Linked DNA regions of Homo sapiens: region 2 is linked to region 1. Evidence: read pairs that join two places in POLR2A ChIA-PET (ENCODE). Cell type or tissue: GM12878. All regions are shown on one strand.

Evidence for each region. ChIA-PET counts read pairs that join two places held together with the same protein. Peaks named below come from ENCODE experiments on the same cell type or tissue, not always from the same donor. Only the 100,000 strongest peaks of a DNase experiment are listed, where the experiment ranks them.
Region 2: POLR2A ChIA-PET joins it to region 1 with 5 read pairs; 2 of 35 experiments call an interaction of 5 or more read pairs at or near these places.

What each region holds. Positions count from the first base shown.
Region 1 is chr1:154,741,042-154,749,041 of GRCh38, reverse strand. The region is part of intron 3 of KCNN3 (potassium calcium-activated channel subfamily N member 3); the gene reads left to right. Among named protein-coding and RNA genes, the nearest start is that of KCNN3, 130 kb to the left of the region's middle. RefSeq lists enhancers at 540-749, 6,928-7,428. In GM12878, no CTCF peak of the experiment used is centred here; DNase peaks (open chromatin) are centred at 861 and 3,641; H3K4me3 peaks cover 868 bases; H3K27ac peaks cover 1,318 bases.
Region 2 is chr1:154,991,727-154,999,726 of GRCh38, reverse strand. It overlaps FLAD1 (flavin adenine dinucleotide synthetase 1), which reads right to left. Exons shown (of 7, transcript NM_025207.5): 6 at 6,941-7,014; 7 at 6,616-6,825. The coding sequence ends at 6,690. LENEP (lens epithelial protein) reads right to left here and starts at 6,141. Exons shown (of 1, transcript NM_001394530.1): 1 at 5,412-6,141. The coding sequence starts at 6,119. The coding sequence ends at 5,934. RefSeq lists a silencer at 117-196 and an enhancer at 1-346. In GM12878, CTCF peaks have their summits at 429 (motif pointing right), 3,856 (motif pointing right) and 6,437 (motif pointing left); a DNase peak (open chromatin) is centred at 516; H3K4me3 peaks cover 964 bases; H3K27ac peaks cover 837 bases.

The DNA of each region.
Region 1 (8,000 bases):
CACCTCCTCCAAGGTGTAATATGGTCAAAGACAGGGCTCCTCCAAGGTGCAATATGGTCAAAGACAGGGCTGTGGATGCAGGCAAGTCCAAGCACACACTCGGGCCCTGCCACTCAATTGATGTTTTATTTTGTGCAAGTTTCCTAATCTAGTAATTAATCAAGTGATCCTCCCACCTCAGCCTCCAGAATAGCTGGGACTATAGACACGTACCACCATGCCCTGCTAATTTTATTCATTTTTTGTAGAGACAGCATCTCACTATGTTGCCCAGTCTGGTCTTGAAATCCTGGGCTCAAGGGATCCTTCTGTCTCAGCCTCCCAAAGTGCTTGGATTACAGGCATGAGCCACTGCACCTGGTCTAATTTTCCAATTCAGTAAAATAGGAAGTGACAGTTATGAGTCTTGTTTTTTGAGGATTAAATTCAGTAATGCGCATAAAGCTTTGGCCCACATGGCACGTGATTGGCACTTGAGAAATGATAGTGATTATTGTTATCTCTTCAAATAAGATTAGCATCCAGTCTTACCTACCACACAGAGATAGCCCCAGAAATAAAATGAAATGAGAAGTAGATCATCTCTAAGATCTTTGAGGAAGTATTTTGCAAGAATCCCAACTACTGTTGTTCTTCTCTCTGTATATAAAAAACGATGAACTGTGAAGCCCCTTTGCTTCCAAGTCACGCTCTGTGACTGATGGCAGATGTCGGGAAAGGCTCAACCAGGAGAGAGAAAGCTTGCAGGCGCGGGCGGCAGACTGAGGGCCCCGGGCGGGTGGAGCTCAATGAAAACCACAGACAGACAGCAGCTGTGAGAGCAAGCAGAGACCCAGAATGGCTTTAAACAGAAAGCAGAGGCCCACAGCAGGGAGTGAGATGAGACCAGGTTTAAACGTCACTTTCCCCTAAGTCCTTGTTCATTCACAGCTTCCTTCAGTAGCTCTGACCAGCTTTCTCAGCACCTGCCGACCGACAAACCAACCAACCAATGGAGGCTGGTGCTGGGGGTGGAGATGGCCAAGAGCCGGTGGTGAGAAGTGAGGGAGAATGGGGAAGAAGGGGCTCCACAGAGGGCACTTGATCCGGGACGGCTTTCCGGAGGAGGTGATTTCCTAGGCCTAAGGGGCCTCCGGGCAGAGGGGCCAGCATGAGGGAAGCTCGGAGGTGGGGGAGCATGGATTGGAGGAGAGAATAAGCAGTTGCTTGCTGGGGTGTCATAAGATGCGGCAGTGCACTCAACGCTACAGGAGCAGGCACGGGCCTTTTTCACCAGCCTAAGGATTTTGGAATGACTCTTCTATCAGCCAACAGTTTCCAACCTTATTTATGTACTTGTTTCTTTGATTCCAGCGATGCAGGAGAGATGATATTCAGACAGCCGACTTCTGCTGTGGGTGTGCCCCAGGTTATAAATCATTTCCATCAGGCTAGCTGGAGTCCCGGCCCTTCCTTTCCACTGAAGAAAGCAAATCAGAGTACCAGATAGCGAGAGTGATATTATCACAGGATAGCCTTGAAACTGCCATAACAAAAAAAATAAATCGTTCACAAATGTCAATCCTTCAACTACTATTAGCCCCAGAGAGACTGTTTGTCTGCCCCAGTGTGTCGCTGTGCAGAGGCTGAGAACGTCCCCTCTCCTCTTCCCACACCTAGGAGAGGGGGAGCCACTGGTAGATTGGGAGCAGGGGAGGGTCTGGAGTTTCAGAAAGATTTCCCTGGCTGCAGTGTGGAAGGGGGATTTGAGGGGAAGACGGGACACCAGCTGGGGAGGCTGCTGTAGTAACAGAATGCTGCCCCCACCACCCCTGGGTACAGTGGTGGCTGGGATGAAGAGCAAGGGCAGTTTTGAGAGAGCTAGAGGAGCCAACCTCCACCGGACTGACTCACTGGATGTGGAGTGATGGGGAGGAAGCTCAGGAACAGTGTCTGGTGTCCTAGTGTGGCTGGCTGGATAGCTGGTGGGACTGCCCACGAATAGGAGGTGCAGGAGGAAGAGGGCCGGGGTTGCAGGGGACCTGGGCAGCAGGGAGAGGGCAGGTAATGAGCAGAGTTGGGGATCGGTTGAGCTTAGTTTACCTGCCACCCCTCCAGAGATGTCCCACGTTGGGGGGACCCATGCACCTACTCCAGATGTTACCCTCCCCACTTTACAGCACAGGATTCTGCCTGGTGACATTTGATGCCATCTGTATCTGGCCACCCAGTGGGTGCAAAATGCAAGTTTGCTGATTAAGCAAAATCAACCTGAAGCAAACAAAGACTGATGTCCCCAAGGGATAGCCAGCTCCTTGGAGGCAGAAACCCTTTCCCTCTAGGGCAGAGCTTCCTCTGTGGGTCCTCACAGGGGAGGGTGGGAGAGAGACTGAACAAGTGAAAGGGAAAACAAGAGAGGAGAGATGAGAGGGAGGTGGAGACAGTGCTTCAAAGGAGAAAAAAAGAAAAAGAAGCATGAAAGAGAAGAAGAAAGAACAGAGAGGGGCAAAGGCAGGAAAAATAGAGGAGAAGGAGGAAGAAGATGGAGGGGTTTGGGGCAAGAGTAACAGTGCAGGCCAGCTGTGCCTGTGAGTTCACGGGGTTCTGCTTATTAAACCCCAGCACTGGCAACTTTGAGAAGATGCTCAGAGTTCTTTCCCCGCCCTGCTTCTCCCTCCAACTCACCTCAGCCTTCTCCTGAGCCTGCCACTCCACCCGCAGCACTGTCATCCCAACCCATACCTGCTCCTCTGAGATAGCCGTGTGTCCCCTGCGCAGTGGCCCCGTGCCCCAACTTGGCATCACTTGTCTCCATTGTAACGCGGCCCTTTTTTGCCTTGGTGTTGCTTGGTGTCTGCCTTCTTCCTAGAACTCTAAGTTCCCAAGTAGGCACCAAGCCAGGCACACAGGAGGGGGCTCATTCCTATTGCTGACCAAATGAACTCATTTACTAAGTTCCAAAATTTGTGTCAGGCACTATGCAGAGTTTTATATTTTTCACTAGTCCCGTGCAAGGTTTTACTGCTTCATTTTACAGAAGTGAAGCCCAAGACACAGAGAGGTAAGCGCCTTCCCTAGGCCACACAGCTAACAGGTGGCAGGGCTGGGATCCAAACCCCCGTCTGTTGGACTCTCTGCCCATGCCATCTCTGCCACGCCATCTCCAGATACCGTGGAAGACATGCTTCCCATGGGAACAGTGCTTCTTCCAAGCATATTATTTTTCTCCATTTTCATGCATTTTATTAAACATTTCCAAATCAGGAAACATGGAAATATTTTTTTAATAAGAAGAAAGAAAACATTGCAAATTGAGAAACTGACTCAGAAGGATTTGCCAGATGAGCCATCTGGTTTTTAATTTCAAAGAGGTTGACAGTGCTTCCCTCTAAGAAGAAAATGGACTGTGGAAGGAATGGCAGCTGGCTTCCCTCAAATGGTGCATCCATTTGCAAGGTGGAGAAGTTGAGCAAGACCAAGAGACCCAAGAGAAGAGAAACACACTCCAAGAAAAGCTTGGCCAGTGCTGGTGTTGAAGCTTCCCCGCTGAGGCCTGCAGAGGTTGCATCCAGCTGTGTGACACCAGCCAGCTGTCCCACCTCTTCCAGAGTTTCTCAGAAGCTTCTACAGGAAACCACTAATGGAGACAGAGATGCCACCACCTCGGTGAGAAAAAGCCACACCAACCAAACTCTCGTTTTCACAGAGCAAGAACAAGCTGTGGTTGTTTGGCGGCAAGTCGCATTTGTTTGTTGGAGCCATTGTGCTCTGGTGGTGCTGGTTTTCTCTCCTTTTAAAAATAACTGGAGGCCTTGCACCATGCTGTTAGTTCTTAGGGCTGGAAATAAAAGACTAGATTTAGAGTTGCCTTGGAAAGATCCAGGGCTGTTACCTTGAATTACCTGGTAGAGGAAAACGTCGTTATTTTCCTAAATTCAAAGCCAACTCTTGAAAAATAGGACACAGAGGTGAAGTGGATGGAGGGGTGGCTTTATACATGCATGTGGTGTCCTGGGCACGTGGTTTGATAGGCTTGTGATCAGCCCTGAGTCTTCAAAGCCATTTATTTTACATTTTAAGATGTTTATAAGGGAAATTGTTTTTGAGAAAAGAACGAACTATTTTTTTTTTTTTTTTGCCTTAATGTGAATTCACCCACTGGCACAAGCAGTAATAGCCCTGAAGTCACCCTAGGCCATTTATTCCTCAGCTGCCTTTGAATTTCAATGGGATTCTTTCACACGCCTCAAGCATTTCTGAAATGCTCCTAAACTAAAGGAACTCATAATACCCTTAAGAAATGATGATTTCACCCCATTTTCTCCATAAAGCTGGAATCACATGCCCTAGCATGCTGAAGGTACTTGATAATTAGAAGTTGATTATATTGGGGACCTGGACAAAGGCAGAGCTGGGAATGGGAATAAAACCCAGGACTCCATGAAAGTCTCTTTCCTTTCATAATAGCTTCTAATTCAGGCTTCTAATAGCTTCGAATGCCAGTCACATACAGAGCCTCCCGGCCATCACCTACTGGCAGTGGCTGAGCGGGTATTTTGCCAAGCTAGAATGGTTCCTGCCCAGGCACACGGGTGCTGCCTCCACGCCCCACCCTGTGCCCAGCTCACTACAATTGCCATCTTTAGCAGCCGAAAAAATACAGGTTTCAGTCCCAGTCTTTTCGCTTAGTTGCTGTGAGAAGTTAGTTAGGTCAGTTACGCACTGGAGCTTTGCACTGATTCACTGTAAAATCAGGTAACAGCTCTTATCCTGCTGGTCTTGTCCCACTGGCTTGTGAGAAAGACGAAGTGGAGCCATTCATTCATTCATTCATTCATTGGACAAGTATTTATTGAGTACTAGGGATACAGCAGTAAAGAAAACAGAAAAAGTCCTTTCCTCCATGAACCTTATATTGTAATAGGGGTTGTCAGTCAATAAATACAAAAATAGGCCACATATCTATTATGTCAGGTGGTGATAAGCGCTGTGGAGAAGAATGACTCGGGAGAAGCTGGCCTGCTGGGTGTGGGGCAGTAGTGCACTTGGAGACAGGGTGGGCGGGTAACACCTTACTGAGAAGCTGACATTTGTGCAAAGGCCTGAAATTATCTGGGATAAGAGCCTTCTAAGTAGAGATGTCCCGTGACTTATGATGGGATTACTTCACAATAAACCCACAGTAAGTGGAAAATATCATAAGTTGAAAATGCACTGAACGTACCTAACCTACTGAGCATCATAGCTTAGCCCAGCCTACCTTAAACGTGCTGGGAACACTTATGTCAGCCTGCCGCTGAGCAAAATCACCCGGCAGCACAGTGCCCTGTAGAGGACCTTGTAGAGTACTCATGATCACCTGGTTAACTGCGAGCTGCCCAGCATCAGGAGAGAGAATTGCATCACAGATCCCTAGGAAAAGATCAACATTCAGAATTTGAAGTACGCTTTCCACCGACTGTGTATTGCTTTTGCACCATTGTAAAGTGGCACCATTGTAAGTCAGGGCCATCTCTGAAAAGAACAGCAGGTGAGGGGCTCTGAGGCAGGAGTAAAGCTGGCTGGGTGAAGGAGCTGCAGAAACCCCAGGTGGCAGGGCCAATGGGCGAAGGTGAGATGGGCTCAGAGAGGCCCCCAGGTTGGGGGCCCCAGGGGACTTCGGCTTTTTTTCTGAGGGATACAGGAACTTTTGTCTTACTTTTTTTAGAGGGCCTCTCTGACTACTGTAACAGGACTAGCCTGAGGCAAGCGTCGCCCAGGCAGAAGCAGGGAGGCCAGTGAGGCAACTACTGCAGTGGTCCAGGTGAGAGGGCGGTGCTGATCCAGGTGAGAGGGTGGGGCTGGAGCAGGTAAGAGGATGGGACTGGAGCAGGTAAGAGAGTGGGGCTGGTCCAGGTGAGAGGATGGGGCTGGTCCAGGTGAGAGGGTGGGGCTGGACAAGGTGAGAGGGTGGGGCTGGTCCAGGGTGGCCACAGACCAGGGATGACAGGCGCTCCGATTCTGGAGATATTTTGAAAGCAGAGGTGACAGAATTTGATGGAGATAAGGGGTTTAAGCTGCAAGTCACCAAATGAAGAGAAGGGGCTGCAGCCACCCAGAAGAACAGCGAAGATTAAAAGGAGAAGCTGGGAGGAGTTTCTGTTTTCCTACACAGCAGCATCTGCTGCCTGTTCTTTCTCCACATCCGTGCAGCTGCCCTTGTCACTAGGACGAAGCCCCAGGTGAGAGGCTCCTGCAGAGGCTGTGACATACCTCTATCTGTATCACTTGCTGAAGGCTGATGGAGCCCGTGCACATTCACTCCTCACCGCGGCCTCGCGAGGCAGGCAGGACGGCATCATTACACCCTGCTTCCCCGAAGAAGCAGCAGGCCCTGAGTCCGTGGAGTGATCTGCTCAAGGTCACAGAGCCATTTGGCATGAAAGGCAGTCTCTGGGCTCCAGATCTTGTGTTCTTTCTGCTATGCCAAGGCTAACCATAGACACACGAGATGAAAATAGCACTTTTTTTTAGTGCACCTATGTGCCCGGCACTGCTCTAATCATTTTAGACATATCAGCTCCTTTAACCCTCACAGTAACTCTCTGTGAGGTGGTACAAGTATTATCCTCTTTTACAGGTGGGAAGACTGAGGATAAGTTCATGCAGACATTAAGGTGCAAAGCCCGGATTCAAACATAGGTGTTCTGGCCCTGGAACCTGTAGGTTCAGCTATACCCCAGCCAGCTTTGCGGCCTTTCTGCAAGCCAGTGTGTGGGCAGTAGGTGGATGGTGCTGATGCCACGTGTGGGAGACACAGGCAAAGAGCTGGGGTTGGCTGGGTGGGTCAGGATGGGATTTGAAGTGGGTCCTGAAGGGCCAGTTAGAAGGCATCAGGGAGGACAGGGCAGGAGTGACAGGAGCAAGAGAGCCATGTGTGCAAGGCAAGCTTGGAGCACAGCAACCCTGAAGCGGTGGTCAGAGCATGAAGCCAAGGAGGCACAGTCGAAGGCGGGAGGAAAGCAGGCCAGTGAGCCGCTGCAGATGCCAGAGGAGGGCAGTGTTCCGAGGAGAGAGGCACCGGTGGGGTCAGAGGCCGCCAGGGGGCCAAGCCAGGTACGTGTTGTTGGCTTCCTCATTGGAGAAATTCGCAAGCACAGGGTTCACAGCTCAGTGGGCAGGTCTGACTGTGTGACTCTGAAGATTGACCGGAAGGCAAGGACGAAGCAGTCCATTTGGCTGCTTTGGAGTTCTGCAGAGGATCTGGCTCAATGCCTGCAAATTTCCAACAAACAAATCAGACCCAGGACAAATGGCTAGAGCCGTCATATCATGTAGATCCATGTGAAAAGAATCCTTTTTTTTTTTTTTTTACAAAACTAGTTTTAAAAAGTATTCAAATTCTTTTGGAGAATAAGGAAGAAGAGGCAGTCATTTCACTTTGGCTTATTTTCTGTCACCCTAGTGCTGTAACAGATCACAGCTAGTGTCATGAAGCTGAGTTCTTATTAATAGTGAGAACTGACTCCAAGCTCAAGGAATTTGGCAGCCACCTTGACAAAGGTTTAATCTGCTGAAGAGAACAGCTGAAATCATTTTAACATGATTCACTGAATTACTGAAGCAAGCCTCACTTTTGTAGAGGGACAGGAAAAGCAGCATGCAGGCCTTAGTCAGTCCACAAGTATTTTAGTGAGCCCCTATTATGTGCTAGACCCTCAGAAGGTACCAAGGAAAGGCTACAGAGAATACTGTAATATAACTTCAGGGTTAGACAAATAGACCAATGGAACAGAATAGAGAACCAAGAAATAGTACCACTTCCACATATAATTTATGAGACAGAGGGAGCATTGAAAGCTAGTAGGAGAAAGGATGGTCTGCACATTAAGTGAAACTGAGATAATTGCTTACCCATGTGAAAAAAATGAAGTTGTATCCCTGCCTCACACCATATGCAAAATCAATTCCAGGCAAATTGAAGACTTAGAAAGGCAACATTTTAAAATATGTAAAAATGTTACAATCTCAGGGAGGGAATG
Region 2 (8,000 bases), 250 kb before region 1:
CGTCAGCATGCGCCAGGCGCCCACCTCTTCTCCGCTGCTCCCCCCCATCCTCCGCTGCCTCCGCTTCCCTCGAAAAACCCGCCGCCCAGGAAACCGCTGGGGGCGCTCAGACCGCAGACCCCCCACGCCCCCCGCCCCCCAGCGCTCCCACCGCGACCGCCCAACCCACCTGAAGGGGCCGTGGCCGCCAGGGGTACCCCCCTCCCGCCGACTCCCCCCAACACCTGCGGGTGGCACTATTTATAACTCCGCGCCTATTCCGGGCCTCTGGGTTGGAGCCGGCTGCCGCGCAGCGCTAATCGCCGCCGGGATCTCTGCGCCCCCCAAGGCCGGGGGAGGCAAATTTAGCTTCAGGAAGCTCAGGGGAACAGTTTCCAAAACTCCACGTCCCAGAGAAGGCAAGACAACCCCTCTGCACTCAGCCTCCTTCCGATCAGCCACCAGGAGGCGCAGGTCCCCGGCTTCTCGAACCCAGCCAGCTAGGAGGTTACGGTCGCTTCTTTGAAGCTGGGGTAGGCGAAGGCCTGAGGGCGAATGATGGAAAGGAACTGAGGCCGAAGAATGGCTGGAGGAACGGGTACGCTCCAAGGCTGGCGAACACTCTAGAGTCTGAGAGTAACTGAGAAAGTTGGGTGGAGGGAAATAACTCACATGCAAGACAGATGTAAATATGATGCAAATAAGAGCCTATGCCCATGCCGGGCGCGGTGGCTCTCGCCTGTAATCTCAACACTTTGGGAGGCAGAGGCGGGTGGAACACCTGAGGTCAGGAGTTCGAGACCAGCCTAACCAACATGGTGAAACCCTGTCTCTAGTAAAAATACAAAAATTAGCCAGTCGTGGTGGCACACGCCTGTAGTCCCAGCTACTCAGGAGGCTGAAGCAGAATTGCCTGAACCTGGGAGGCGGAGGTTGCGGTGAGCCGAGATCGCGCCATTGCACTCCAGCCTGGGCAACAAGAGCCAAACCCCGTCTTTAAAAAAAAAAAAAAAAAAAAAAGCCTATGCCCTTGGGGATGGGTCTGCGCTCTGGCGCTGCCAGTGAAATGATTGCCACACACCCCTTTTTGCCGGCCTCTTGGTGTTGGGAAAACGTGGGACATCCCCACCCACCCACCCCTCCCCGCCGCCAGATTATTGCTATGATATCCAGTTTATTGCCTGCCGCTCCTCAGACCCTTGGGCCGTGACCCCTCTCCTCCAACTGTTCCTTGCATGCCAACGAGGGTCCTGTATCCGATGTAATCCGCCGGGAATCCTGGATATCAGGCTTCTCCTCTCGCTGTTGTACTTGAGGGTCACATCCAGCTGGTCCCTCCTGTCTCCATTCCTACTCCACCCATTCCCCCACCCCCTGTGACCATTAGAGGGCACCAGGGCACCGAGGGGTAGGTGAGGTTTTAATGGCAAAGGCCGCAATTACTTTTGCACCAACCTAATATCTTGGTACCCTGTCTCCTTCACCTCCCTCCCACCTTACTCCACTTGAGTTCCTGAGGGAGTAATTTGGACACTCAAAACCTGAGTTGCCCTAGTCGGGGAGAGATACTTGTGGGGGAACAGCCACAGAGTGGGGAGCCATGGGCCAGGAAAGATCTCTTGGCTGTGTGGATTAGGTGAAAGGGCTGCACCTGAAACCTCCAAATGGGCTGAGAACAGGGAGCTTAGGGCTGAGGTGGGAAGTGGCATGGAGCGGGTGCATGGAGGTGGTACCCTCCATGCTTTTGTTTGCATGGCCCTGCCTCCAGGCCACTTTGGCCACCATCTCCATGCAAACACCAGCTCAGAAGAGGAAGGCAGGCTCATTAGGAGAAGCCGTGAGTTGGGGATCTGAAAATCTGGGTTCGCTAAATGACTCCTTTACCTCAGTGTGCTGTGTATGTTCTTGGGCGAATCATTTCACCTCTTTGGGCCTATTTCCTTCATGTTAACATGGGATAATTGCTGAAGTGGACTTTCGTAAGGCTCAAAGCACTCTGTATTGTGAAAAGGGCTCTCTGAATGGTATCTGAGGTTTCTTTTATTCTCCTCATCCCTCTCCTCAGTCTTTACACTGCCAAAGCCCTCTTTCCCACTCTGACATTCTCCTTGGGCCACTGGCAGTCTCTACCTGTCACTCCCCCTGCTGCTCTCTATTACCCTTCTCACCACAGGCCACAGCCCTGGATTCTGCCTTCCTCTACCCACCACTTCCCCAGTGGTTTCTGCCAGACTTCCCCTCCCCTGGCAAAGGCCCTTGGGCTCAGACCTCAGACTCCAGGATCCACCTCTAGGCACTGCCCCGCTTGGTGGGAGTGAGGCCTAAGAAAGGAAAAGAAGGCGGTAGGCCAGGGCCTGAGTCAGGGAAGGAAAGGCTGGAGCTGGCCAAGTAGGGTGCAGGCTCTGAGGGGGAAGAAGGAGCCCCAGATTCATGGGAAGGTAAATTCTGACTACCCCCATCACTGGGACCAGGTGAGAGCCTCTCAACGGACCAGCCAAGAGCACTAAGCTGCATTTTGTGGATGCCTAAAGAGATGCACTGAGGCCGGGCACGGTGGCTTATGCTTGTAATCCCAGCGCTTTGGGAGGCCGAGGTGGGCGGATCACTTGAAGTCAGGAGTTCGAGATCAGTGTGGCCAACATGGTGAAACCCTGTCTCTACTAAAAATATCAAAATTGGCTGGGCGCGGTGGCTCACGCCTGTAATCCTAGCACTTTGGGAGGCCACGGTGGGCGGATCACGAGGTCAGGAGATCAAGACCATCCTAGCTAACATGGTGAAACCCCGTCTCTACTAAAAATACAAAAAATTAGCCGGGAGTGGGGGCGGGCACCTGTATCCTAGCTACTCGGGAGGCTGAGGCAGGAGAATGGTGTGAACCCGGGAGGCAGGGCTTGCAGTGAGCTGAGATCGCGCCACTGCACTCCACCCTGGGTGACAGAGCGAGACTCTGTCTCAAAAAAAAAAAATCGAAATTAGCAGGACATGGTGGTACGCTCCTGTAATCCCAGCTACTCAGGAGGCTGAGGTAGGAAAATCGCTTCAACCCGGGGGACGGAGGTTGCAGTGAGCTGAGATTGTACCATCGCACTCCAGCCTGGGTGACAGAGTGAGAATCTGTCTCAAAAAAAAAAAAAAAAAAAAAGACACATTGACCTGCCAGGGATAAGAAATAAGCTCAAGTTGGAGTACCGTAGAGGCTAGGCTGCTGTAAAAAAGAATGGACAGGCTCTCCGTGTACTGATGTGGGATCCTGAATCCTGTCCAAGGTTTATCAAAGGAAAAGAAGCAAAGTGCAGAACAGCGTGGAGAGTATGTTAACTAGGAAGAGTAATATATCCAGAATCCAGCCACCCCTCACTACTGCTATTGCTATAAACCTGGTCCGAGACCACCAACATGTCTGGCCTATATTGTGCCATTACCTCCTAATAGGTCACTCGTATTCTACCTTTGCTCCCCTGAAATCTATTCTCAACACAGCAGCCAGCTTGAGCCTTTTAAATTAAAAAACTCATTTCACACTCAATATTCGGCAATAGTTCCTCATTTCACTCAGCATAAAAGCTCAAATTCTTAGGCCCTCTATGACCTGCCCCCATTCCCACCTCCAGCTCGATTTCCACTTCTTTTTTCTATAGTGCCTATCATCTAATAACATATACATACTTTAAAAAATGTTTATAGTTTGTCCTCTCCACCCCCTAAAATGTAAGCTTCACAAGTACAAGGATCTGTTTTGTTCACTGCTGCATCCAAAGACCCACAGTGACATATAATATACACTCAATAACTCAATATTTGTTGAATGAATGAAGATGCAGTCTATGCACAGACTGGAATGTTCTCCAAGAAACTGGTAACCATGGTTGCCTCCAGGGGGAGCGCTAAAGGATTGGGGGATAGACGTGGAGACTTTTAACTATTAGAGTTCTTTTTTTTTTTTTTTTTTTTTTATAAGACGAAGTCTTGCTGTGTCACCCAGGCTGGAGTGCAATGGTGCAATCTTGGCTCACTGCAACCTCCACCTCCTGGGTTCAAGCCATTCTCCTGCCTCAGCCTCCCAGGTAGCTGGGACTACAGGCATGTGCCACCACGTCCAGCTAATTTTTTTGTATTTTTAGTAGAGATGGGGTTTCACCATGCTGGCCAGGCTGGTCTCGAACTCCTGACCTCAAGTGATCCACCCACCTCGGCCTTGTCCCAAAGTGCTGGGATTACAGATGTGAGCCACCGCGCCCGGCCTTTTTTTTTTTTTTTTTTTTTGAGACAGAGTTTCATTCTTGTCCCCCAGGCTGGAGCGCAGTGGCATGATCTCAGCTCACCGCAAACTCTGCCTCCCGGGTTCAAGTGATTCTCCTGTCTCAGCCTCCCAAGTAGCTGGGATTACAGGCACTCACCACCTCGCCCAGCTAATTATTTTTAGTAGAGATGCAGTTTCACCATGTTGGCCAGGCTGGTCTAGAACTCCTGACCTCAGGTGATCTGCCCGCCTCTGCCTCCCAAAGTGCTGGGATTACAGGTGTGAGCCACTGTACCTGGCCTGGCCTAAAGTTCTTTACTCTGGGCATATATCACCTTTACAAAAAGAATCTAGAAAAAAAAAAGAGTTAACTAAGAAGAAGGCTGAGGAAGAGCTGGTCCCAGGCAGGGAGGAAGAGGGCACTATCTATAATCTCCAGGCCAGTGCCCCAAGTGACAAAGGGCTGGGGGATGATAACTGGCCCCCCAGGAGGGGCCAGAGAATGCTGGATGGGAATCCCAGGGAAATACTGAACAGTCCCAAACAGGCTGGCTCTGAGGTTTGGGGGGCTGTGGGTGGGCAGATCAGTAAGCATAAGCACCCCCTGAGCAAGACGATACACATGGCTGGTGTATATCTACCACCGGGAGTAACTCATGGAAAATACCAGCTGTGGCTACCAAGAGGAAGTAAAGAGCCAATTCTGCTCAATCTAGCTGTTTATGTCCTGATAGGGCTGTGTCATGATAAGCCTGAGGGACCTGTGTGGCCACACAGGTGTCTTTCTCTGGTAACTTTGTATGTGAGCTGGGAGCTCTTGTAGCTCATGGGGTCCTACTTCCTTGATGAGCTGGGGACTAGCCTCAGCGCAGTGCTTTCCCCAAGATCCTCAGAGGCAGGAAGCTGCCTGGACCAGGTCTTCTATTTGGGAAAGGGCTGGGTCCTCTGGGTTTCCACACACCCTTGGCCTCACAGATGAAGACCCTACTCAAGCTGGGTCCCCTCCTTACCCACAGATTGAGAGGAACCTGAACTGTCTTCCACCCTCCCCACTCAGGAACCAGTGAGTCAGAAAACCTGGCTTTCAATCTTGGTTCTATTCAGGACAAGCTCCTTCCCTCCCTGGTCTGCACCCTTGCTCCCAGACCGTTCTAGTGCTGACTTTTTCTGATTCCCCTTTAGACACTTATAATCTTGGGCCTCAAGGCCTATGGATTATATTTATAATTCAGTGATTCTCAAACAGGTTTCTTAGGGGGCAGTCCATTCTTGGTACTATGAGGGTATGGTAAGATCAACCATCTGAGCTGGTGGGCTCACTGTGCCAAGCTTGGAGGAGTGCCAGGTCTTGCCACAATCTTACTGGGGTCCTAGCCAGAGCAGTCCAAGCTCCTGCCCACCAGAGGTCCACCAGAGGCAGGGGTTGGGAATGAAGGAGGCTCAGAGATGAGGCAGGTCTGCTAGATGACACAGCTCAAAGCAGGATCCACACTTTACTGTTTACTCATTGTTTATGGCCCATCCTTGGTCAAGCACAGCTGGCTTCAGGAGTCTTGATGGCAATTGGGCTGGGGGCTAAAGAAGAGAATGAGAAGCTAAGGCAAGCTCTGCCACAGAAGCTGCAGCTATGCCTCCTGTTTACTCTACCCTGCCCACCTGAGCGATGCCAGCCATGGTGCTGGTGGGGAGAGGAGGCAGTTCCCTGCTACCATTAATCCAGCAGTTCCTTGATACACCAGCAGCAGAGGAGGATGTAGGCGACTTCCTTCAGGGTCCGCTGGAAGCCCTCCCACCCTGTGCCCATCTTAATGACAGGCACCCGCAGCCCAGTGTCTCGAGGGGCCCCTCCGAGGAAGAAGGGTAGGGTTTGGGCTAGGGGCTGTGTCCGGGGCTGCATGTGGGCAACAGTTCCGAGGAAGGGTGTGGGAGCTGCCTCTAGTGCCTTTTATCAACACTGTCCCCACCCCCTTCAGCCTCATGACTACAGAGACAAAGGATCCAGGGTCTAGCAAAGGGAAGGTTCTAGGCCTGGGAACAGGCTGAGTCAGCCCCTCTAGACAGGGATGGGAGGGTGGGGTTAGTGGGAGGGAGGGCCTGGCCACTCCATCTTTCATCCTCCACAGCTAGGCCAAGGCAGCTTCCCCTCTTCCAGCCCAGGTGGTGCCCTGCCTGATTGCCCTTTTCCCAGTGGTTGGCACAACTCCTGCTTTCGCCCTCTGGTGGGCTCCTGCTGAGGCTGACATTGAGAACCATCAGTGAGAGCTCCTTTCCAGCCTGTTCTGCCCTGCCCCTGGGCCCCTTAGAGTGAGCACAGCCAGTCAGAGCTGGCAGCATTTGACCCACTTCTGCTTCTCCCATCCTCTGGAGCAGGAAGACACAGCTAGAGCAACAGGCACAGTGAGAGGCACGGTTTATTGCCAGGTTATACCCTAGGACGGTGTCCTTCCCTCCCTCCTAGGGTGGGAGGTCATGTGCGGGAGTTCCGCTCCTCTTCTTCGTTCTCCAGTAGATAGGCTGGACGGTATGTGGGGTGTCCTCCTGGGCTCAGGCACTTCAGGGCCGGGTTCCGCACGGTATTCTCCCGACTCCCCAGTGATGTGTATCTGGAGCAGGGAGGGTGGAGGGCAAGCATGTGGTAGGGTGGGCGATCCTATTGGCCCTCCCTATCCCAGCACCCTAAAAACTCCCTTACCCATTCCCTTCCCCTAATACCCTTACCCTCGGTCATACAGGATACAGTATGGGACAAACAGCTGACGCAGAAAATCCCAGATGTCTCTGTAGGTCCAGTCCTGGGAGGTCAGAGTAATAGAATAGTCACAAATGCTCACCTTTCCCACTTCTACCCCTGCTGTCCTGGGAAGGGGCCCATCCATGGCTCTTCTGCTCCCTTGGCCTCTGAGGGAGGGCTTGCTATCTGATTCTCTGGTATAGCTTGCTCTATGTATGCAAAGAGAAAGAGAAGGACTTCATCTTCTCCACTCTCTGCTTTCCATTCTTGAACCACCCTCTAGTGCAAGGGTGGAGCTTGAGGACAGGGAGAAACCGTCTATTTTTTTTTTGAGACGGAGTCTGGCTCTGTCGCCCAGGCTGGAGTGCAGTGGCGTGGTCTTGGCTCACTGCAACCTCTGCCTCCCGGGTTCATGCCATTCTCCTGCCTCAGCCTCCCGAGTAGCTGGCACTACAGGCGCCCACCACTGTGCCCAGCTAATTTTTTGTATTTTTAGTAGAGACGGGATTTCACTGTGTAGCCAGGATGGTCTCCATCTCCTGACTTCATGATCCGCCCGCCACGGCCTCCCAAAGTGCTGGGATTACAGGCGTGTGCCACCATGCCCGGCCCTATTTTTTTTTTTTTTTTTGAGACGGAGTCTTGCTCTGTCACCCAGGCTGGAGTGCAGTGGCGCGATCTTGGCTCACTGCAACCTCCGCTTCCCAGATTTAAGCAATTCTCCTGCCTCAGCCTCCTGAGTAGCTGGGATTACAGGCATGCGCCACCACAGCCGGCTAATTTTTGTATTTTTTTAGTAGAGATGGGGTTTCACCATGTTGGTCAGGCTGGTCTTGAAATCCTGACCTCGTGATGTGCCTGCCTCGGCCTCCCAAAGTGCTGGGATTACAGGCGTGTGCCACCGTGCCCAGCCCTATTTTTTTTAGACAGGGCCTTTACTGTTGCCCAGGCTGGAGTGCACTGGCATGATCATGGCTCACTACAGCCTCGACTTCCCTGGCTCAAGCGATCTTCCCGCCTCAGCCTGAGTAGCTGGGACTACAGGCA